Linked DNA regions of Homo sapiens: region 2 is linked to region 1. The links are chromatin loops, found by intact Hi-C in ENCODE. Cell type or tissue: GM12878. All regions are shown on one strand. Links, peaks and the distances in the headings refer to the core of each region. The heading gives the core; the rest is flanking DNA.

Region 1 (8,210 bases), core at 2,391-6,390:
CAATATTCCATCCTGTTGATGTTCTATTTTATGGACTCATTCCTCAATTGTTGTACATTTAACTAACTCCAGGATCCCCTTCCCCCCATTATTTACAGTGCTTTGGAGAAATCCTTGGAGCGTAATTTATTTTCTAATTTTTAGAAGTGGCATTCCTGGGTCAAAAGGTCTGATGTGACTAAAAGACCTTATTATGTCTTAGAAAGGTAACTTACTGAGCAGAACAAGCCAGAATAAGGAAATATGGTTGGAAAATTTGCTCTAGGCAGGAACATTCCAGGGTCTTATTAACTGGCCTATGAATAAATTACTCTCCACTCTTCCATTAGAGCATTTTTCCTATTGGCTAACTAGAGCTTTGTTCAGTGTATGCTTCTGGAAAAAGAGTAAAATCACACTATATTACTAAATTTAAATCTCTTTTTTTCTTAGAGAACAGTAAATCAAATCTTTTTTCTTCATTTTGTTTTTATTATAGCAAAATGAAGAAAAATTTTCCTTCATAAAATAAAGTTTTTTATTTCTGTTTGCTTAATTTACAACAAGCAGAAAATAAGCTGGGTCTTGCTTTGATCCAAATATTGATGTTTTAAAAGCTGTACACAATATTTGTTAAAGAGAACTATAAAATGCCTTTTTAGAAGCTTCTACAAGAAAAAAAGTAGAAAGTTTAGCCCTACAACTTTCCTCTCCGCTAGAACTGCAAACTACTGCTACAGTTTTAAATACACTTTTTGTTGTTTATACATCCAGGAAAATCTTTAAAAAATAAAAAAACATGCATATAAATGATTGCGTAGCAGAACAGAACATTAACTGCAAACACTAAAGAAATGGAAGAAATACTATCAAATATACAAAGGTCCTACAATCAACCCCTTAAGCACTTAGCATGTAGTATTTAAAAATCATCGTTTTGTTCTCAGTCTAATACTCTCCCAATTGAGCTATCTCAGCTTACTGCCATCGTTTTGTTCTCTACAGACAAAGCCTAGATTACTAAAAACAACTGAAATAAGTAATCCTCTTAAAGGAATTGCTTCTCCATAATTCTTACTTATATCTTTAAGCAAGCAATCTGAGATTTTAAAAGGTGCTAGCTTTTTATGCAATATGAGATTAGACATGTCAAGTCACTTTTGTCCCCAAAACAATCTTTCAGAGGAGTACTAGAAATTATAAATGGTAAAGGGTATTATTTCTTTATTTTTAGTCAGGTACTACACTGGTAGTCAAAAATTCAAAAGATGTGACTCATGCTTAAAACTGACTAATCTTTTTTTCCAAAATCATTTTAAATTTCATGGCACCACAGAATCACCTAGAATGAATGTGTTGTTTTTGAACTTGCCTCACATTAAATAAACTGAGGTGCGAAAAGCAAGCCTCCCACATAAAGAAGCAGGCAAATTTTGATACGAATGTATAGACCAAGTGCTGTAAGCATCAACATTTCAGTTATTTTACACTATACACCCGCCCCCGACACATAGCCTACTTTGAAACAATTCACTCGTTTCTAAGGGCAGTAAGAAAACTAAGCAATGTTATGGTCAACAGTACTTCTTAAATTTTAGAATAACCACATAAGAACATTCTTTTCCCCTTAAAATTGTTTCTGCCATCATTGACCCCCTCAAATTTTAAGGTGAGTCTTTCTGATGTTTTTTTGTTCCAAGTCTATAGAAATCAGAAAAAAAGCAAAGGCTCCATGTTTCAGTCAAAAACTTAATCTCCTTGAAAATACTACATAACTCAGTTGGCATTATTCCCCAAGACGGTGGAGTTAACAAAAGAACTAATCCACATTGCATCATAAACTATTATCAAGGGCCTAGACATCTTGATAAGACATAAAGGTCCACACTGAACCTAAATGTGTCTGAGCAGTCAGTGTTGTACTGTGGCCACAACTTCACTTTTGTAACACTCTATCTTACTCCTTCCTAGGTTAACAGTTCTACCAAATATTAATATGAAAGTTTAGTAAGACAATGTTGCAAATTATGGTTAACCAACATCTTTTCACCAAATACTTCAAGCATAAAAACGAGAATCTTTACAAAAATATACACAGACACAACAAATTGGTAGCTGCCCATAGCACTAAACAAACTGGACTCAAGAGTGGCTTCTCAACAGCATGTCATTTTAATATAACCATTGCCTGGTACAGGGAAAACTAACAAGTGTTTGTTAAACATTGTATTCCTGATAATTTAAGCCAATCTATGAGCGAATGAACGATACGTGCCTAAAAATGATCATGGTTTATACTATCAGTAGCCACTGGATTTAGGACTAGTCCAAGATCTTGATCTAGATTTTGACCTAGGCCTAGACTGTGACCTTGACTGGGATTTGGAACAAGGCGGTTCTTTTTTCCTTGATTCCTTTTTATGTCTTGAGCAAGACTTGTAATATGTTTTGGAATCTGTTTTAGAGGTGCCTCTAGTTTTGGCATGCGATGCAGACCTAGAACACGATTTAGCCTTCATTTCTTTCTTGGGCTGGGACTTGGACCTTGATCTTGAATTGGATTTAGATCTTGAAAAAGACTGATTTCAGTGTTTGACTCTATCATTGCTGGAATGGCTTCTGCTACACCATGGTCTTCCAGTCCATCCACTCTTTCTAGGACTACAAGATCTTCTATAGATGTAAGCAAAAGACCGACTTCTTGATCTTCTTTCATAACTTTGGCTTCTAGAACATCTATATCTGTCATAATCATAGCGTGAAGAACTGTACACACTCCTACCTTCCTTTGCTTTCATCTGATTTGGGGTCTTCCAATCCCCCTGTGCAAACTGTTTCCATTTGACATCCACAAATCCACTTTCTGTCCAAATTATGTAAAGCATCTTCAGCATCACGAACATCTTCCAATTGAACATAAGCAACTCCTCTTGGACAGTGAGTGTAGAAATCAAGTGGAACATACACATCAACTATAGGATCATAATGACCAAATTCATGCCATAAATCTTTGAACCTGCTGTTACTGGCTCCATTCCTGATGAACAGAGGCACCTTGGAGGACGCAGGTAGCTGGACGTGACCGCTGTGTGAGTCTTAGCGCCAGGGGACACTAAGGGGCTCAGCAAACTGTCCAGCCCCCGGAGGCTGATCCTCAGACACGCACAGCCAGAGGGCTCTACTACAGTTAAATTAATTCTTGTATGTAAAAGAGTAGAAATTTACCGGTTTTGTAGTAAATAATAGTGATTCTCAAACTTTAGCTTGTATCCAAATTACTTGGAGGCTTGCAAAACACAAATTACAGCCCCCCACCCAGTACTCTGGGGTGGACTGTGAACATTTGCATTTCTAACCAGGTGATGGCGAGATGATGATGATGATGATGATGATGATGATGATGATGATGATGATGGTGATGCTTGTCCAGGGACCACACTTTGAGAACCACTGGTATCTACTAATAGTTCTTTTAACCCTGGCTGGATATAAAAATCTCTGGCTTTGGTGCCAGCTTTATTTTAAAACTTTCACAAGTCATTCTGATGCACCAGAGTGGAGAATCACTGGTGTGTGCAATTAGCCAAGTTATAAAAGATATAAAATTTGCAATATAGGTCTAGATTTTAAAAGACAAATGAAAAAAAAATAATGCACTGAACTTAAGAGCCAGGACTAGTTTATAACTTTCTGGACTATCCCTATGTGTAAATAATTTAAATTCTGGGTTCTTACCCTATGGGAAAACAATTCAAGTTCTGTGATCTTCTGTAAAACAAGAACATCATAGGATGATCATCAATGTACTTTCAAACCCAAATTTTATGATATATACCTTTTTAGCAGGGGGCATTTCACACTAAGAAGTGATGTAACATAACATTAATTAGCATTACTAATATAAAAACAAGAACATAAATTTGATGGTTTTATTTATACTGTTTTGTTAACTAGATGCTTAAGATGGGATGGGGGGACCTGTTAAATAATGATTGTTGGTTTTAAAAAAATCTTAATTTTTTACAGCAAGTAGTCAATAACAGAGTCCAGTAGGTGGCGATAACAGCCTTTCATACAACTTAAAAACAGTTGCGTACTTACTGGTCAATAATTGTTTTCTCACTTGCCTGTACAAATAGAAAACACAAAACACTTTATAGGCCACCTGGAGCTTTATTTCAGAGTGAATTTTTTGTTTGTTTATTTCATTCTATTTTGGGAATATAACAGAGGTTGCTTTCTGTTTCTGTGATCATGCGTATTTAGAGGTTTGTAAAAATTCTTTTTAAAACTTTTAGTATAGAATTTTTCAAATATGAAGAAAATACAATAATGAATACCCATTCAGCTTCAGCAATGATCAATGTTCTGCTATTATTCCCATTTTACCTGTCCCTTCCATGTACCCAGCCCCCAGCTTGTCGTCATCCCTTCTGCAGAACTTACAAGCAAATCCCACATATCATGTTACTGAACCTATAGAGCTTTAAAAATTGTCAAGCTATAATTACAAGAAGATTTTAGGTGCATTATTTCAGAACCCATTGTTTTTGTGTTTTACTCTAGCCATTGAGTACCGTTAGTTTTTGTTTGTTTTGTTTGGATTATATTTTTCACATAATAACGAGCCAAACACCTTTTCTAGTGCTTTGAGAACTGTAGTTCTCAAAACGAGGCAGCAGCATAATTAGTCACAAAAGGTTGCATGTAAATATCAATATTTTTAAAATAAAAATTGATATCTTCAATTAAATTTTTGTTTTTTACTTTAAAAATGTTACTATTTTTTTGAGACAAGGTTTTGCTGTGTCATCCAGCACCAGCTGGAGTGCAGTGGTGCGATCACGCTCCCTGCAGCCTTGGCCTCCTGGGCTCAAGTGATCCTCTCACCTCAGCCTTCTGAGTAGCTGGGACCACAGGTACATGCCATGGTGCTCACCATGCTTGGCTGTTTTATTTTTTGTAGAGATGGGGGTCTCACTATGTTGCCCAGGCTGGTCTCGAATTCCTAGGCTCAAGCTATCTGCCCGCATCAGCCACCCAAAGTGCTGGAATTACAGGCACAAGCTCCGGGGCTTGGCTGAATTTTTATTTTTGAATAAAAATATACAATTAGAAATGTATTCTTATCAACAATGGAAGGTATATTTGTATATCTTTTTATCCAAGGTATCCAAAAGAACAAAAAGTTTTACTGTATGGTTTTTATCTAAAACAAATGGAAGCATATTACATTTTGGCAAGTAGAGAAATCAACATAATTAAGAATTTAAAGAAAGAACTCAATGACCCAGAATTCCTAAAACAACCACTTAACATTTTGTTATATTTCCTTTTTCTCCTTCCTATGTGGAGGTCTCCCTCTTCCCTGAAATTGCATGTTTATGTCGGACATAGAGTAGAAGGGAGACATCCCGGTTCTGGAGGTTTTCCACATCTCTGACTCTTCAGTCACTTCCCATTGATAAAAAGCCAACCAAAAAAAAAAAAAAACTCGAAGTATTTGCTAAATGAATAAAAGGCCTAACACTTTCTATATCTCATTATATGCTACCTAAAACTTTATTTTTTCCTTTCTTCTTTTTTTTTGGGTGGGGATAGGGTCTTGCTCTGTTGCCTAGGCGGGAGTGTGGTAGTACGATCACAGCTTACTGCAGCTCAAACTCCTGGGCTCTAGCAATCATTCCACCTCAGCCTCCTGAGTAGCTGGGACTACGGGAGCATGCCACCATGATTGGCTAATTAATTTTTTTTGTAGAGGTAGGGTCTCGCTATGTTGTCCAGGCTGGTCTAAAATTCCTGGCTTCAGGTAATCCTCCTGCCTCGGCCTCCCAAAGTACTGGGATTGCAGATGTAAGACACCGTACTTGGCCTGTAAAACTTTTTTTTTTTAATTATACTTTTAGTTTTAGAGTACATGTGCACAACGTGCAGGTTGTTACATATGTATACACGTGCTATGTCGGTGTGCTGCACCCATTAACTCGTCATTTACATTAGGTATATCTCCTAATGCTATCCCTCCCCCCTCCCCCCACCCCACAACAGGCCCCAGTGTGTGATGTTCCCCAACCTGTGTCCAAGTGTTCTCATTGTTCAGTTCCCACCTATGAGTGAGAACATGTGGTGTTTGGTTTTCTGTCCTTGAGATAGTTTGCTGAGAATGATGGTTTCCAACTTCATACATGTCCCTACAAAGGACATGAACTCATCATTTTTTATGGCTGCATAGTATTCCATGGTGTATATGTGCCACATTTTCTTAATCCAGTCTACCACTGATGGACATTTGGGTTGGTTCCAAGTCTTTGCTATTGTGAATAGTGCCGCAATAAATATATGTGTGCATGTGTCTTTATAGCAGCATGATTTATAATCCTTTGGGTATATACCCAGTAATGGGATGGCTGGGTCAAATGGTATTTCTAGTTCTAGATCCTTGAGGAATCGCCACACTGTCTTCCACAATGGTTGAAGTAGTTTACAGTCCCACCGACAGTGTAAAAGTGTTCCTATTTTCTCCAGCACCTGTTGTTTCCTGACTTTTTAATGATTGTCATTCTAACTGGTGTGAGATGGTATCTTGTTGTGGTTTTGATTTGCATTTCTCTGATGGGTTGGCTTGTAAAACTTTATAATACTGCTTTCAAAGTTGGTTATTGCTTTAATGAAAATTATTTTATTCAAAATTTTAATTTAAAGACAAAAACCTGGTGTTTCCCAAAGGGCAATCAATATATGTATTCAGAAAACTCTGAGGAGTTGTACCATTCGTGGTACAAGGAATTAATTTAGATTATAAGTAAATCACATTTTAAATTAATAATTAAGTATATCTTTAATGCATTGTAGGATAAGATAACTAACATAAAGGCCATGATTTCATGAAATTGTTTCCTAAGATGACATTACAATAGGTAATTACATTTATTTTTAAAACCCATTGAAAATATTAAGTACGTTTATAAATTATATAAATTGCCAAACTATTTTCCAAAGTGGCTATGCCATTTACATTCCCTCCAGCAATGCATGAGTGTTCCAGATTCTCCACATCCTTGTTGACGCTTGGAACTGTCTGTTCTTTCAGCTATTTTAGTGGGTGTGTAGTAGTCATATATGTTTTAAATGAGAAAATGAGTTATTTTGCTGAGAAAGCATATGGGGAAAAATGATAGTAGTTTTCAAACATGTGCCATTTAAAGGATAGAATATATGTACACTATGAAGCTCTGGAAGTAGAGCTAGGCAGGACTAACATAGACTTTATAAAGAAGCAAATTCTGGCACAAAGTAAGGCAAAACTTAAATGCTATGGACTCTCTTGCATAATAGTGACCTTTTTATTGAGTGTATTTATATCCAGCTGTATCAGTGTTCGTCAACTACAGTCAACAGAAATTGACTGACTTAATGAGAGTCATGTATTTTAAGGATATAGAGTGGGTCACAGAATCAAAGGAAAAGCCACACAACTGTAACTTGAAAAGGACAGGAAGCAGCAGGGCAGCGTAAGAGATCTATGTCACAGAAACCAATGAACAGCCTCCTCAGAGAGCTACTGTCAAGGTGAATTATTTCTGTTTTCTGACCTTGTGTCACTCAAGATTTAAATTCTAAGGGGAGAGAATCTGCTTGGCCTAGTTTGGTTTACATGCCCACTTCTTGGTCAGAAGAAGGCAGAATTGATAATCTCACCAAAGTGCATGTGGTAGGGTAGAAGAAATTCCCCAAAGAAATATTGAAGTGACTTTACCAAAAAAAGGGGCTACTGGGTGTTGGGCAGGCAAAACCAACAGATGCCACTATACTAGGTCACTACCTTTGATGACTATTTGGGAGGAATTAGTAGCAGTGATAGGAGGAGGCAACAAAACTTAGACCCATTAATTACTTGAATTTTTATTAAATGTCTTCTCCTACAGTTCTATGAAATCACTAACTACATTGTATTGAATTCATAATACTAACTTCATCACCCTCCAAGTGTTTTTACATACATAGCAAATATTCTTTGGATGCAAAAAAAATTACTAATTGGTTTTTTAGAGGGGAGAGATGCCAATTTCATTTTATTAAACATAAATACAAACATATGTAATTACACATGAACAGATTTCTATGGTAAAAATATTCAATTGATTGCAGTACACTGAGCTCCATAGAGAGAGTGCTGGGGCAAGTGAGAGCCAGATGGGCACTGGGCAACTCTGTGCCTTGTTGAAGAAAGA
Region 2 (8,210 bases), core at 2,685-6,684, 960 kb after region 1:
CAGTATACTCTTTTCATGTTATTAATTCAAATGGCAAGTATGTATTCATATACTAATACAGGGACTGCAAAAATTGAAATGATTCAATGTTTTTTTATTTTGAGAAAGTTTTATAATAAAAATGGCTCCACACCTAAAATAATGATTTTCCCCTCATTTTTAACTTAAGTGTAACTACTCAGTGTCTTTTGTTTGGCCAAAATGACAAAATATCTATTAAAAGGCAATAAAATCATGTAAGCCAATAAGGGATGTTCTAGGAGAAATATATCCTACTACTGTTGCACCAAAATCTTCTATCACTTAACATATGGATCAAAATTTTAACCTTATAAGGTAAAACAGCCATTTTCAAAGCAGCCTTCCATCATAACGATGGGTAAGACACGGTATTCCTTTACTGAGCCTCCTGGGGGGAAATTCTCTTTGCTGAGATACTATACTAGCATGGGGAATTTATATTCCAAAAACACTACACTGGAAAAGAAACACAACATTTTACTGATGTATTAACTGAGGCACATTAGTGACTTTCCAAGTATCATATGCACAAAAGGCATTTTGGGAATAAGCTTCATCATCAATTAACATTTTTTCTGATATTCAGTAATTTTACTGTTCTGAAAATACACCAGTATTTAAAACAGCTCATGTCAACTCATGAAGAAACTTGGGTAATATTTTATACTCCAATAAACAATGTAAGTTTTTATGAATGTCTACTTTAAGGGATTTAACTAATGCATATGAAAGACCAAAGAATAAGAGGGCTACAATGTATGATAGGGCAGTGAGTTCTATTTTTTAAGTATATACAATAAAAAGAAAGTTTAATGCTTCAGGCCCAAATATTAAGTGTTTATCAAGATTCTGAGTTATCAATGCAATGCTAACACATGCAGAAACCGAGGACCAGAGCACAGGTGAATAAGATTATTATCAAATGGGGCATCTGCATGACTTTGTTCTAAGGCTTAAGGTTCATTTCAGGGTCAAGACAGGGCCATCTAGATTCTATGGCCTTGCAAGTAGCACCCACAATGCTGGGAACCCCCACCACTGGGATATTCAGGACTACAAATTCAGAGAGTTGAAAGCTCTGGAATTTTGGGATCAAAAACCTGTAATCCACTCACAAGAATTCAGTTATTATATGGAATTAAATAATATCTGGAATTAAAATGTTTAGGTGGCTAATGACTATATTATTTGACCACATAATTTGTTGTCTAATCTTGTACTTAGTTTCTAATGTGATTCTTATCTGATAGAAAATGAGAAGTTCTTTTCCTCTTCTCAACCCTTCTCTCAACTTACTGCAGAAGTTTAAAGCTTTTGTTCTGGAAAACTAAAATATCTAATGTTCTTAGGGAGAGAAGAACCTATAGCTAAAGGATATAATATCTGAAGTGCCAGTTTCTCACAAATCATTTTAGTGATTATTTAAATCTAGTGATTTTAGTGATTATTTAAAATCACTATCCTAGCTTGCATTAAGCATAGGCTGAAACAACACTTGCCTTGATTAGGCACTTAAACTTGACAATTAACTGAAAATAATTAAGCACATAAGATGACTCCATTTTCTAATGGACATGAGCCCTTCCTAAGGAAATTAAGCTGGTGCTAAGTAAAATGAATCCTATTTCAACACTAGTTTCCCATTCATCGTTGTTATTCAGATGTTTCTTATGATTGCCAACTAATTTTCACTTTCTGTACAAGCAGCAAATTAGTAGTTTTAAGGATTTTGTAAAGCAGTTATTACTACAGATCCTTAAGTATACTTTTTTTCCCATTTTTATAAAGCATTACTCATATTAAAAAGGAAAAAGGGAAAACTAATGGGAATCTTAGAAATAGTGGGGTATACAATTCCCCATTATATATTGCTTAACAACTGAATTCACCAGGTGGCCATACCTAATTCACAAATGTGAAACATAGTCAGGACAAGGCTTGCTATGTCTGTACTGCATGACATACACTGTTGACTGATGCCACCAATATAACATCACTACTGCAAGGATATGCCATATTTGGTGGCTTGATCCGAGGTAGTTTAGTTGTCCTGGAAAGAAGGTAGAAAGAAAATGATAATGATTTCAATATGTTGACATTAAAGGAAAAATATATTTCTTGGAAGTATAGCTTAGCAGAAAAATTTTCATAGTCTCAGAGTGCCTAGAGACTAACTGGAAGCTCCAAACGTTTTTAGAAATGGATCAATTCATATTTGGGTCTAATTTTAAGGTTTTATTTATTAAGTACACAGGTAAACTTTAGAAATGCTATTCCAAGTGTGTTTTCAAAATCTAACTTAATTTCAGGAATTTGACCTTATGCCTCCCACATCTCAACTCACATTTGATGGAATGAACAACAACAAAAAATTATTGAGAGAGGCAAAAGAAACCAGATGTTAAAAATCATGGTGTGATTTAGGTATAAATCCGCGAGAAGGAGATATACTGCTGGGTTTAGATATAAACCTATTAGAAGCACTTTTTATTTCAAGCAGGTGTGCAAAGAAAAAGTGCTGACCTGAATTCTGTGCTCTCTAACTAATGGAATAATCTGCAGGATGTAATTAGTAATGGATTAATTAACTAAGGTTGTTTAGTTCATATACAACTTAAGAGAACAATTTAATCTCTTTGTGGTCAAATGTTAAATTCTGAGAAGATTAAACAATTAACATACGGAAAACTTCTTGATCTCTCTCAGTAAATAAAATACAGAGCTATAATAATTTCAATGTAAATAACATACTCATGGTGCTTCTATGGTCATATAATGTAAATATTCTCTAACCTCTCTTTTTTCTTACCAATCAGTACAGTACATAGATTTTAAAGTGTATATCAATAAGATTCTTAGCCTTTTTTGTACCATGGACGCCTCTGGCAGTCTAGTGAAGCCTACAGACCCATTTTTTTAAAAAACAAAACACAGAGGATTACAACAAATATTGATTATCTAATACAACTATCAGAGATCCACTCAATTCTATCCATGGACACCTTGGGGACCCTTGGACCCATCAAATGCCACTGTGTTGTGTATACATTTTTAAACATTCAACCTGAGCTGAATGAAAGCTTTTAGTTTAAAATTTATTTTATTTCCCAGTGGCCAGGTCATACATGAGGACTTGCCAGAGATAGTTTCTAAGGCATTTATATATGAACATTTGAGACTATCACTTTTCACTGGAAAGACTTAATTTTTTAGTTTCCATATCTCCACTGCTCTCATGTACCCAAACTCAATATGCTCTGCTACATAGGGCACATTTTATGTCAAGTGTGTCTTGGGGAAGGTTAAGTTACAATAAGTTTGATTGTTTATATATGTCCTATATTAAACAATTGGTAACTCCTGATCTGAATATTTTAAGGCCTAAAACCCACTATGGTCATAATCACATAGAGAATTTTCATGGTTTAGTGTTCTACTTGTCTTGCTATAAAGAAAATACAGAATTTTAAAAAGAATTATTAATAAAGTGATACAAAAATATATTTTACCAGAATTGTTTTCTGTAATTCTGGCCCTGCCTGGAAGATGGGTGGTCTTCAATTCAGTGGCATGTCCTAGATCTGTTCCCAAATCCTCATGTTTACAACGCAGGTTTTCCCTTGTATTTCCATTCTTATTTAAAGCTCAGTGGTGAAAAACCAAGTACACAAAGGAATGCCTGAGGATCTGTGGGATGGATTGTTTAGGCCAGGGTTTCTCACCCTTTCTTCTTTCCCAACACACGTGACGAGTGGTACAATCCCTTCTCTGATTCACCGTGGAAGTGATTCTTAACCCAGGAAGAAGAGGGGATAAATTTGCAGTTTAGATTTAAACTGCTCCCTGACTCATAGCTCTCCAAACTGAAAAAAAACATCAGTTTTATGTACTCTAAATGTTATTTCTGACCCATGCCAAAACTTACCTGGATTTGCATCACTTTGTCTCTTACTAAACCACATATTTCACTTATAAGACCAGGGCTGGGGGACATAGTAATAATTGCTGTCATTTATTCAGTCCCTACTAATTGCTAGAAACTTGGTTACATGATATGTGCATTTTCTCATCTAACCCTCATTAAACTGTGTTACATGCATTTTCTCATCTAATCCTTACCCTAACCCTGGGGGGAAAAAAAAGTATTTCCATGTTTTAGATAGGAAAACTGGAGCTGAGAGCACTTAAGTAACTTACTTAGCCCACGTAACTAGAAAGTGGTTGATGTGGGTCTTGAACCCAAGCAGTCTGACTCCAGAGCTAAAGTTCTCAAACAAGCAAATACAGGTTTTGGAGACTGTTGTTCACTCCACCCAGTGTCCTCTTAGTTATTTTCCATCTGAAAATATTTTCTTTGGAATGAAGAACAAAAAAATCTATTGGCTTGTGTATCTTGGAAACACAAAGACTCTTAACTTTCACTATTTTCTTCCTAGTGCTGGGTGCCAGGAAGCCTAAAGCCAGCTTTGTCACCATTATCTATTTTATAGACCCTTTTGATGTACATATTGTGAAGTGATCCTACATCTCACTTCTTTTCACTTTTTCTGGAAACATAAAGACTCTTAACTTTCACTATTTTCTTCCTAGTGCTGGGTGCCAGGAAGCCTAAAGCCAGCTTTGTCACCTTTATCTTTTTTATAGACCCCTTCGATGTACATATTGTGAAGTGATCCTACACCTCACTTCTTTTCACTATCTTTTTTTTTTATTATTATACTTTAAGTTCTAGGGTACATGTACACAACGTGCAGGTTTGTTACATATGTATACAAGTGACATGTTGGTGTGCTGCACCCATTAACTCGTCATTTACATTTTCTTACTGTCCTTTGCTTATTTCTTGCTTTATATATCTCTGCATATATAAATTACTTTTAAAGAACCAGCTGGCATATAGAGAAGTAAATGGTAGTTGACGGTGTTCTACTTTTTAAAAGAAATAGTGCTTGGGAGTCAGAAGACTCAAAGTCTAATGTCAGCTTTGTCACTAGTTCATAACCATAAAACAGTGACAACACCACCTACTGGACTCAACTCACATGATCAGGATGAAAGGAAAAGTGAAAGCCCTTTGAAAGTTTTAGGTAACATTTGGAAAGAGAGGAATCATTTCCATAATCAATAATATTAAAAAATGAAACTAAGTTTTGATGCTCTGATGCATATACCTTGGGCATATATTTAGACTAACAATACAAAACTGCTATAAAAGAGATACCTACCTGGAAAGTACCGCTCTGGGACTTTGGAAATGTAGAATAGGAAAGCAAGAAGAGCAATCATATACATCACAATTACACGGGGTGCAAAGTCCTGAAAAGCAGAACATGTTTTTTTACAGATCTTCCTACTGTTACTGAACTCTAAATTTATTATGAATCTAATAGTGGGATTTAAGATTGTTAAATCTGAACTGTTTTGCAGACTGTCTCCAATAATAGAAACCTTGTCCTCACATGCAGGAAGCAGCCTGCAAGAATGGAGCACAGAGAATGCTCTAACGGTCAGGCTCCTAAAGGGGCTAGAGCTTTAACATGCTGAAGTTCCTAAGGGCATCCAACTCCATCTACAATGTAGGTATATGTGTAGAATGCATATGGAAATGGAGTTGGCAGGTAAATAAGCAAAGACACTGAAGACCAGGAACTTATGGCTGGAAAAGACCTAAGGGGTCTCCCCAGACAGAAATCTGTTCCAATATCCCAGATAAATGGTCCTCTTGAATACTACTATATGAAGCACTTTGTCTCACTGCTGACACAGTATTGAGAAGACTTTCCTGGCCCTGAGAAAATCCAGCAAGCTATCCTTATACATATTGTTCCTAATACTGGTTATAAACCTAATTTAGCAAGAACTCATTTAAGAAATAAGGACAGGCTTGGTGCATGGCTCATGCCTGTAATCCTACCACTTTGGGAGGCTTTGGCAGAAGGATCGCTTGATGACAGGAGTTCAAAACTAGCCTGAGCAACACAGTAAGACCCCTCTCTCTACAATTATTATTATTTTTTAATTAGCTGAAGACAGGAGTTCAAAACTAGCCTGGGTAACATAGTAAGACACCTCTCTCTACAGTTGTTTTTTTTTTTTTTAATTAGCTGGGCATGGTGGTGCACACCTATAGTCCTAACTACTTAGGAGGCTGAGGTGGGACGACTGCTTGAGCCGAGGAGTTTGAAGGCAATAGAGAGAGACTCTGTTTCAAAGAAATAAAATGTAAAGACAAATTTCTCCTTCCTCTTCAAATATGAGAATCATCATAGCCCTCCCTAACTCCTATATTTTTTAGATTAATCAAACTCAGATTTCTCAAACATTCTAGAACACAACTTGATCTTGCCTCCCAAGATTAACCCTTCCAGAACTTTTTAACTTTGTTAAAGTGCCTGTCTTTCCATCTTTTTAAAATAGAGCTTATCAAAGAATTTCTGTGAAAGTTTCCCTTTGCTTCCTCACCGGAATGATCTGTGATCACATTAGGATTCCATCTTTGAAAACTACTATCTAAGCCATCTTTCCATTTTAAGATTTCTGAATACAAAAAAAAAATCCCTTTTTCTTAATTTCTCTAAAATTCACTGACTTAATGGGTCTTATTCTTTTTGTCATTATAAGCTCAAAAGGAATGTGTTTATCAAATCTAGAAATTTTGGTCACTTCTGTATCAACAACCAATTATTCCAGCTGGAATTTATCTACAGTGGCAGTTCCCCATTTCATTTTCTTATTATAAAGGAATCAAAATTGTCAGAAAGATGTTTTCACAGATAGGAGGATTCCTGATGTCCCTCATCATTACTGTCTCACCTTTCTCCCAATATCCTAATTTATGAAGACATCATCACCCTTGTCCTCACATTGGCCAAGTAGCCAGATTATATCACTCAATTCACTCTGTCACAGAACTTCCTTTCTTTTCAGCTGTACACCCAACTGTTTTCTACTATGCTGCTGCCAACTTCATGCAAATAAATGTAGGCCCACTAATGGTCCCTCCTCTTCTAATAAAATCTGATTCTTTTGAATGAAACCCCCCTTTAAAGTCACACATTCTAGACAAAGGTACCATTGCAATGAGTATATGTGATTTCTGTCAGATTTCTTGGCCTATTTACTTGTATTAAAAATTCTCAAGTTTACTCTCTAGTGCATATGTACAGCATTTTTGTAATGATCTCTAAAAATGTAAGTCTTATTTCTAATCCTTTTCTCAAGAATCCTGAGTTCTCACTGAGACTCTTCCTAATGCACATCAACTGTTCCCCCATAATACCTGATTCTAACAAATAGCTCTTCTTTTATTTCTCAATATATTCTCCTTGGTGGATTGAACATGCTTCCCTGGCTCCAGCTACCAATACAATGATGATTTCCAAATCTTTATTGCCAGTCTCAAACTCTGGCTGAAATCCCAGATCCTATCTCTACCTTTACATCCAATGGGTACCCCACACTCATCGGGTCCAACAAAAAAAATCCTTCCCAACCTCCCTTCACCCCCTAAAAGATCAACTGCTCCTATTTCTATACTTGCGTTATCATTGGCATTATCACTGATCCCGCAGACAAAGCTAGAAACTTTGGAGTCCTCCTCCACAAATAAGGACTTGGGTATTTATATACTAAGGGTAATAGAGAATAATAATGTATTTTTTTTTACAGAAAGACAACTCAGAGAAAATCAGTATTCAGATTTTACCTCGACTTCTGCAAGGTATGCTTATTTATATGGCTGTGAAAATTACGGCATCAACATGCAATTACAAATATGTTCTCAAATGACAAACATCTACCCACTTGGCCTGATTATACTACTTTACCCAAAAGGAATAAAATTGAAAGGAAAAAAAAAAAGAGAAAAATATTAACTACACTCAACCTACCTGTACAATAGGAGCACCAATTCCTCCATTGAGCCAAACCCAGTGAAGAGTAGGAATCACTCCATATCCCGAAACAGAACAAAAGATGATAGAACGGAGCCTTTGCCATTGCTGCGTGAGGTAATTGGGATGAATCTGCGCAAAGAACACTGCCAGGATCATAGCAAGCACTGTGATCAAGTACACCTGACGCCAGTACTAGAATGAAAGGAAATCACATTTTAATTCTGTTATTAACAATAAAGGAACTGAAAAAGTAATTTTGGCTTTTACACTACAAATTCCAAAGTCTATTTACTT

The links. Peaks named below come from ENCODE experiments on the same cell type or tissue, not always from the same donor. Only the 100,000 strongest peaks of a DNase experiment are listed, where the experiment ranks them.
Region 2: it touches region 1 in a loop (2.3-fold over the local background); 4 of 110 quality-filtered maps call a loop at or near these places.

The regions. Positions count from the first base shown.
Region 1 is chr4:77,955,721-77,963,930 of GRCh38, forward strand. It overlaps the pseudogene LOC100128297. Among named protein-coding and RNA genes, the nearest start is that of MRPL1, 97 kb to the left of the region's middle. In GM12878, for the core only: a CTCF peak has its summit at 4,049 (motif pointing right); a DNase peak (open chromatin) is centred at 4,071.
Region 2 is chr4:78,918,611-78,926,820 of GRCh38, forward strand. It overlaps PAQR3 (progestin and adipoQ receptor family member 3), which reads right to left. Exons shown (of 6, transcript NM_001040202.2): 4 at 7,911-8,108; 5 at 5,247-5,337; 6 at 1-2,071. The coding sequence ends at 1,929. Among named protein-coding and RNA genes, the nearest start is that of PAQR3, 17 kb to the right of the region's middle. In GM12878, for the core only: a CTCF peak has its summit at 5,030 (motif pointing left); no DNase peak of the experiment used is centred there.